2 separate regions of the Homo sapiens genome follow, and region 2 is linked to region 1. The links are chromatin contacts, found by POLR2A ChIA-PET in ENCODE. All regions are on one chromosome and are shown on one strand. Each heading gives the region's core, a stretch centred on a gene start or an enhancer-like site at or near the end of the contact. The rest is flanking DNA. Distances are from core to core; before and after follow the strand shown. Region 1 holds the start of RD3 (RD3 regulator of GUCY2D). Region 2 holds the start of OPN3 (opsin 3).

What was found. ChIA-PET counts read pairs that join two places held with the same protein, here RNA polymerase II (POLR2A).
Region 2: POLR2A ChIA-PET joins it to region 1 with 10 read pairs in activated T-cell. The contact joins the promoter of OPN3 here to the promoter of RD3 in region 1. POLR2A ChIA-PET finds 5 or more read pairs at or near these places in 2 of 52 experiments (Panc1 and activated T-cell).

The regions. Positions count from the first base shown.
Region 1 is chr1:211,489,947-211,494,098 of GRCh38, reverse strand. It overlaps RD3 (RD3 regulator of GUCY2D), which reads left to right and starts at 1,937. Exons shown (of 3, transcript NM_001164688.2): 1 at 1,937-2,331.
Region 2 is chr1:241,638,240-241,642,391 of GRCh38, reverse strand. It overlaps OPN3 (opsin 3), which reads left to right and starts at 2,023. Exons shown (of 4, transcript NM_014322.3): 1 at 2,023-2,510. The coding sequence starts at 2,138. It overlaps CHML (CHM like Rab escort protein), which reads left to right and starts at 2,023. Exons shown (of 2, transcript NM_001381853.1): 1 at 2,023-2,510. RefSeq lists silencers at 1,694-2,273, 2,604-2,653 and enhancers at 1,756-2,325, 2,326-2,896.

The DNA of each region.
Region 1 (4,152 bases), core at 688-3,187:
CCTCTTCTAATCACAGGCACCATTTGAAAAATGCAGGAGAGGGGCCAGCTGCGTCTGCCAGGGAGACTGCTATAAGTCGTCTGTGTGCTTGTTCCCTGGCATCCCAGGGTCAGGAGTCCTGAAGCTCATCTGGCAGCTGCTGCGACAAAATCTTTCTGATGGCTCAAGACATTGGCCTCTATGATCTCATTTACATTCATTGTGTGTGCATTAGAAGGGGAGATATTAATACAAAAGCATGGCTATAGAAAAGGGATGAATTGTTTTTATTCAAACACAGAATGGTCAGTAGCAGACCCAAGGTTGTACTACTTGGAGATAAAAGTCTTTAACTCTGGGCCCTAATGCTGTCCCTGCTCCCCACCTGCCTGCCAGACTTCCACCTCCTCCTCATCTGATCCAGCAATCCAGCACACACAGGCTTGGCTGGGATGTGTGCAGAGAGGAGAGCCAGGCTCAGCCAGCTCCTAGCTTGGTGCCCCTGTAGAATGGTGCTTTAGAAATACGTGCTGCACAGATGAGCATGTGACTTAGTCCATGCCCTCCTCTCCTCATTGCCTCCAGCAACTTTCCTAAAGGGAAGGTAAAGTCTTGTCATCCCCCTGCTCCCTTCCCTACAGTGTGGAAATGCCTGGGAATTTCTGCCCTTGGACCTCCAAGCCACGCCCCTTGGGAAAGTGCCAGGATAGTGGTGGGGTGCTCAGAGGTGGGGACTCCCAGTTACCTGCTTTGGGTGACTCTGGCCTTAGCTGGCCCTGAGGTGGAGGCCGCCTGGGAACTGTGGGTCAGAGGAAGTCAGCTTCAGCTCCCTCAAATGTGGGGATCTTCCATCCCCAAGTGACCCACTCAATCTTTGGGGCTGTCGTGCTGTGAACTGGTCAAGAGAAGTATATGATCCAACTCCTGACTCAAGAATCTTGCCTGCTTGATGGATGAAGAGGGAAGGCGGATGGAACCAGCTGAGTGGAACCAGCCACAGAGCAAGCACGAAGTGACAAATCACCCAGGGACGAAATCATGCAGGCAGGCAGGTGGGCAACCTGAGTCCATTTCATCAGCCATTGTTTAATTTATTCTTGGTTGTACTTTCTGCTTTATTTCCAACACAATCAAAACCAGATGTGTGCAAAAGTCACGCTATCACCCAGCACAGGATTACCTAAGATCTATTATAATGCAGCTTCATGCCCATTACAGTATTCCCATGCCCCTCACAGGGCAGTGTGCATCTGTTTTAGTGCTACCTAATGTCTGTTAGGTGCAAGCTGGCCCACACATGGCTTCTAGGCAGAACAGTCTACAAGTGACAGCGTGACCAGAGAGCAGAGACAGGAAGGAGGCCCAGACATGAGTGTGGGATGCTGCAGAACAGCAACAGGATGCTTCTGCTATCCCCAAATGTTATCTCAAATACCTCAACGTCAATGCTTTCTGTTCCATGTTCCTCTTCTCCCTGGACAGCCCCTCCTTCTGAAAGTCAGAACTGTCTGCTCTTGAGCTTGCCTTGAGGGAAGGAAATAATTTAGATAAGCAGAGAGGAAGACAGGCAAGGGATGTGGTGGGGCAAAGGCGGAGATGTATCTTCACAGGTCCCTGTCCTCAGCACCCAGAATCACCCCTTCCCTGTAGGAGGGAGCTGATAGAAAGAGGGGATCTCCATCCAGGAGCCACCCACCAGGCAGCTGGAAACATTTGCCAACAGCAGGTACACCTAGGGCTCAGCAGAGGGTTGGGTGAGAATGGTCTTGCCCAGTTTGTGCCACACTGAGCACCGGCTGGAGGAGGAAGCGGACAGAATGCCATCTGGACACAAGTGCTCCCTCACTGCCTGGGCCTGGGTCGCCTCAGGCTTTTGTGTCAGATCAGCCACTCCCTCTACAGATAATGCTGCTCCAGGCAAAGAGGCTTAGGTGGGTCTCCAGGGCAACCGCAGCTCAGGAGCTGGCCCGCCTCCATGGTTCATCAGGGAAGCTGTGGCTCCAGCCTCGCGGGATACATACACGCATACACACACACACACACACACACACACACACACACACACACACACCTACACACCCCACAAACAATAGTCCAGGCTGGATCTCTCCTCCTGTCTCTTCTCTTGGTAAAACTTCTCAGAGAACCAAAGAGAGGCAAAATTTGAGGCCAGCCGGCAGCAGCAGAGAAGCTGAGGGAGACTTGAGGATGTAGACTGCCCTGCCCTGCTGTGGCTGCTCAACTTTCTTTTTTTTTCCTGAAAATATCCAGACACTCTCTTCTCCCAGACTGGGAAGCAGAACGCAGGCCCCCTGCTGTGACGCTGCACCTGAGCAGAGGCTGACCTCAGAGGTAAGATGGAGGTCTCCCCAGGAGACAGTGTCTTCCCCACCCGCACCCTGGCACAGCTGCACCTTTGGAAGTTAGGGCTGAGGCTTGAAGCTGGGTGGGGTGGCCTCAAGGGGTGTGGCAGGCTGGGGAGCCTAGAAAGCCGCCCACCTCCGGGACCCAGATGGCCACAGGAAGGCCCCTTTAGTCCTCATCAGTTCCACAGGAGTTGGAACCGATGAGGGTCCTGCAGCTTCCTCGGGGCTATAGCCTGCTCCTTGTTTTGTAAACCTGTGGGAAGCCATTGTTTTTGCCTGTTCTGGAACTGCAAGCCTCTCGGGGAGGACCCAGCTCCAGCAGGTTCCTTTCTGCCTTTATAGAGTGGACACAGGCAGGGGGAAGGAAAGCGAAACCCAAATCAGAGACTCTTGCATGGGTTTGCGAACTGTGATTCGAGCATCTACTAAGTCCAAGGCACAGAGTCAGGCTCTGGGGATGCAGCAGCACCCAGGGCACGAGGGTGATGGATGTGCCTCAGTCCCCTCGAACATGGAGCAGTCTGTGCATCCCTGATAACATGCCCAGGAGAGTGGGCCCAGGCAGATGGGTGCAGGGTGGGGCGCCAGGGAGATCGGGCCTAGAAGGAAAGTCCAGCTGCGACCAAGGGATGAGGGTCAGTCCCCTCCCACTGTGGTCAGTCAGACCTGTGTACACGCCCTCTCCTGGCTGCACCTCTGCCTCAGAATGGGAAGGACTGGCTGCCATTCACTCATTCATTCAGGAACCGCTTATCAAGTGCTACCATGTGCAGCAGATTCAACCCACATTCCTCTCGCCCTTGCAGAATTCATAGCTAGGTGGGGAAGAGATAAATACAACCCAAAGCGTGAGAAACGTGTTTGCTAGATGCCATGGTGATGGGCCCTTGTGTCAGGCCCTGGTGGCTGGGATCAGTGCTCCATGGGTGGGGGGAAGTGAGGGGCCGGCTGCAGGGAGGAGTTGTCTCTTGAGGGGTTCCCGACAAATGAGCAGATGTCTGTCAGGTGGGCAGAGGATCCACAGGTCAGGCCCGCTCATATCTGGCTTGGTGGATTATAGGTTGTTTTTCTGTGATGCCAAAGAGAAATAAGGTCAATTTGCAATCTGTAAAGTTGGACTTGGGCCTTATCAAACACAGAGCTGGGAGGCAGATTAGCCAGAGAAGCACCTACTCTCTGCCCCCACTGAGAAGTCTCTGCCCAGACTGAGCGTCTGGCGTCAGCAGAGCCAGCCTGCCCCTGCAGTGAAGCTGCCAGTGCTCTGGGACAGCCTGACTCAGGTGCTGCTCTATGCCTGGGTCCGGCGGGTCACACAGGGCAGCCCCTCACCCTGGCCTGCAGATGCCTAGCTCAGCTTCAGAGGTGGAGGACCCGGGCCGGGTTCCCTGGCCATGGCTCCCTTTGCACTGAGAAATTGGCCTTCCTGGGCAAGGTCTGCACGCCCTCACTGTTTGGCTGGGGCCGGCGCAGGGCCTCAGTTCTCACTAGAGGTGAGGGCACTCTCATCCCTCCTGCAGGGGGTCAGAGCCCTGCTTCCAGCTCCAAGGTCACACTCCCCATTGTTCCCACCATTGAGACATCCCTGGTCCCCCTCTGAGTGCCAAGTGGAACCAGAGACTCCTCTTGCCCTTGAGGCACAACGCGAGAGTTTTTCCAGCACAGCTAACGAGCCACAGCTGGTAGTGGCGCCTCCCAGGAGCCACAGAAAAGACATTATCCTCAGGGATGTTCAAAAATAGGCTGAAAGGAAGGCTCTGAGAGTGTGGGGGTGGAAGGGGTAATGAAGGAGAAAGGAAAGAGGAAAGAG
Region 2 (4,152 bases), core at 774-3,273, about 30 Mb before region 1:
TCTCCAAACAGAAACATTCCACGCCTGTGATAAGCTCTCTCACTCTAAAATCCTTAAATACTCTTAGTCTGTAAGAGAGTGCTCCTGACCGAAATCGGCCAGAAGCCCCTCTTAGGTTTATTCTTCCAAATAACACTGTCTGACTGTTGAGCTGCTATTAGTGTTTCTTTCCTCTTTCTTTAACTCTTACAAACTCCTTGCCCCATCTCCCATAGCTCCTGGCTCAACCTCCTGAGTAGCTGGGACCACAGACATGTACCATCTTGCCTGGCTAATTTTCTATTTTTTGAAGAGTTAGGGGGCAGTTCTCACTTTGTTGCCCAGGCTGGTCTTGAACTCCTGGGCTTAAGAAATCCTACTGCCTCGGCCTCCCAAAGTGCTGGGGTTACAGGAATGAGCCACCACGCCTGACCCCTATTTCTTCATGGCATTTGTCAGTGGCTGACACCCTACGTATTTATCTAATTTTTGTTTGTTCTCCCAACACGACTGGAATGTGAGCTTTATAAGGGCAATGACTCAGCAATGAAGAATGAATAGGAAAAAATATAGCGAGTTCTTTATTCATTCATTCAAATTACTATTTATTGAGAACTTACTGTAGACTAGACACAGAAAACACTTTCGACATTAAACATATAGAACTTGTTAAATAGTTATGTTTTGTTCAGTGGTTGTACAAATCTAAAATTAACAATTAAAAGTGTGTGTGTGTTTTTTAAGGGGTGGGTGGGTAGGAAGTCTCACAGATGGCGAGTCCAGAGCAGAAGCCTTGAAGGAAAATCAAGGTGTCAAAGGCAGAGCACACTGCCCCTTAGCTATTGCTCAGTGCACCAGGGTGGAGAGCTGCTGCCAGCCTATTAGATCCTCTCTCCAGGGAATTCAGAATGTGGATTGATCCAAGCTAGTCATTCCCTACTGATCTTTCAAACAGAGGTGAGGCACGCCCGTATGGAGAGCAGTTTCTTTAGCTTGCACAAACCCTGTGTTCGTCACCAGTGTCCAGGACAGGCTGCAGGTGTGGCTGGGGACTGTGATCTTCTTGTAGGGCCTCCTTAGGGATTGTGCAACCACAAAGGCAGAAGCAGCTCTTGCAGAGTGTGATGACGTTCACAACCTATATTTGACTTGTACTATATTCTCATCACTACAGGAGAAGAGGCCCAATGGGAAATGTGTGCTGTTCTAAATATAGCACCTGCCTCCTATACCTGCTAGATTTAGGTTGAATCTTTCACTGCCTGTGAAGGACTTTAGCAGGCCTCAGTGACCGGAAAGATCTACCCACGCTTTCAAGCACAGGAAGGACGGTATTGGAAGGCCTTGGGGTCCAGCCCAGGGCTTAAAGTCAGTTCCATTGGAATGCCATTTTCAGAGAGTTTTCATCCCAGACTCTCCAAGGGTGGCAGGCTCTTGTATCAGCCCTGGGACATGTGTCCTCTAGCAGTCAGGTAGTTAGGCAGGCACCTGTCTATCAATTTGTTGTTTTTCTTCTCAGTTTTCCGGTAAGACTACCCCGAGCTCTTCAATGTTTTCTTTGCTTTTGTTTACATTGAGTGTATGACGCGGGATGGGCTTCGTAGGCTGGTTGTGGGTTATTACAGCTTCCCAGGAAGGGGAGAAACCCAATTCTTGCCAGCACGTGGTGGGCGCAGGCGCTCATAAATACTTAGGAATAAATGAATGTATAAGTGAGTGCATGAATGGGTGAGTGGACACGAAGCTTTCAAGGTGGGTGCAGGGAGGTGGGGGTGTGAAGAGCCATCGAGGCTACCCTGCGGCCCTGGCCCCCAGGCTATCCCGCGACGCGCGTCCACGCCGACCAGCGGAAGGTGCCCAGCCAGTGGGGGCGGGGCGAGCTAGCCGCGAGGACGCGCCCGCGGGGGGGCGGGGCTAAGAGGACGCGCCGGGAGCAGCGGAGCGACGAGGACAGGCCGCGGGGAGGGGCGGGGCCACGGGGGGTGCGCCGGGCGGAAGGGGCGGGAAGAGGGCGGGCCCGGCGCGCGGTAGCGCGGGCCCCTCAGTGCACAATGGCTAGAGCAGGCGGCGGAGCCCCAACCCCACCCAGTGCGGAGCGCGCCGCGAGCCCCGCCGCAAGCTGAGCGCCTCCGCCCGCCAGGCGCGCCGGCGCCGGGCCATGTACTCGGGGAACCGCAGCGGCGGCCACGGCTACTGGGACGGCGGCGGGGCCGCGGGCGCTGAGGGGCCGGCGCCGGCGGGGACACTGAGCCCCGCGCCCCTCTTCAGCCCCGGCACCTACGAGCGCCTGGCGCTGCTGCTGGGCTCCATTGGGCTGCTGGGCGTCGGCAACAACCTGCTGGTGCTCGTCCTCTACTACAAGTTCCAGCGGCTCCGCACTCCCACTCACCTCCTCCTGGTCAACATCAGCCTCAGCGACCTGCTGGTGTCCCTCTTCGGGGTCACCTTTACCTTCGTGTCCTGCCTGAGGAACGGCTGGGTGTGGGACACCGTGGGCTGCGTGTGGGACGGGTTTAGCGGCAGCCTCTTCGGTGAGTTGGACTGGGAGAAGGCAGCCTCCCCTCTGCAAACTTCCACTCCCCACCCCGCTGCCCGCTCCGTGCGTCCGCCCCCCAGCCCGCCCCGCACCGCTTCCCGCTCGGCCCCGCGCCCCCCGCCCTACACCGCCCCGCTCCCCGCTCGCCTCCTCAACGCTGCCCGACCCCAGCCGCATGGCGGGTGCCTTCCTCTTCCTCCGTCCCCTCCCGCCCCACGCTGTCCAGGACTCCATTCCTGTGGTCTCTCATCTGCCCCCCACGTTGACCCCAAACCCCGGCCCGCCTCCTTTCTTATTTGTTTTTACCTCCTAAGATCACTCAACAAGGCACGAAACCACGGCTTTTTACACTTTGAGGAAAGAGACGAGGGCCTGTAGAGTCAAGAGATTCAAGAAAAAAAGTGATTAACTCGTGAAAGTTGGAGGGAGTGATGAGATTAGATTCATGTACTACTATTTGTTTCCTAAAATGAGAGTAGAAAACCAAAATAACAATGTGTAAAAAAAAATTCTCATTAGTACTTGTAAACCTTTGAATGCTTTCTAGGGAATGAGACAGTTTCATTCAGGTCCTCAGAATGCAAATTGGCATGTGCCCTGTAAGCTGTTTTTACTATTTTCCGTCTTATAGATGGGTTCCAGCACACCAGAATCTTGGGTGAGATTACAAATGGCTCAGCCAATACCATCTCAGGTGAACAAATACTGTAATTAGCTCTGCAATCGGTAGATTTCATTAAAGTAGAACTTCATTGTTGAAGATGTATTTCGACAGTACTCTTATTATGGAAGATTTAAGTTTCACTGAGACATGATGTTTTGAAGGATGATCAACAACTCAGCAAATCATTGAAGGAAGCGTAGAAAGGAAATTATTTTTTTGTGTGCCTCAGGAATTTCATTTGTAGGGAGATTTGAAATAGAAATGTGTATTTCTCAAGGCTTAAAGTTCCTTTTTTAAATCCTGAAATCCATTGATACTTTATTGCTTTAATCTTGGTAGGTTTGGGAGAACAAAAATCTTTGTAGAATTATCAAAAATATTTTCTTATTCAGTAACCTCTATGCTATGACAAACCCAAATATTATATTTGTAATGATTCATTTTTTGGCGTTTTGAAGGAAATAAGAAAATAGATTTTATTTGATTGCTTCAGAGGTTATAATATTTTCCTCCCCGCCCCTCATAAGCTTTAATCTGATAATTTCATTTGAACAAACATTTGAAATTTAGGGAGGGGACTGCAAGTGTATGTAGGCTGTGGTATGGACGACTATGGGATTACACTCCTTATATTAATTGTAAAATACCTATCAGGCAGTTTCTTCGGCAATGCTAAGAAGGTTATTCAAGCCCAAGCCTAAAGTATCATCAGTAGTGTTCTCCAGGGTAGTCAACAGGTGTTTGTTCACAGACATCAAAGTTCTTTTTTCCTTGAAGTGCCTTTTCTGTGCTGGAAAATTCTGTTTTCGTGCCCGGGAGTTTGAACACAAGGGTGTACTGAGTTCTTTATAAGTGCTAGCTGTCATCCACCCTCTTCCTCACCTCTTTCCTCTGCTGATCCCACCCTCCTGTGTCTCCTGGTCACTTCTCCCTTCCTGTTTTTCTTCTTCACCATCCCTCCTAGGGTCCCAGC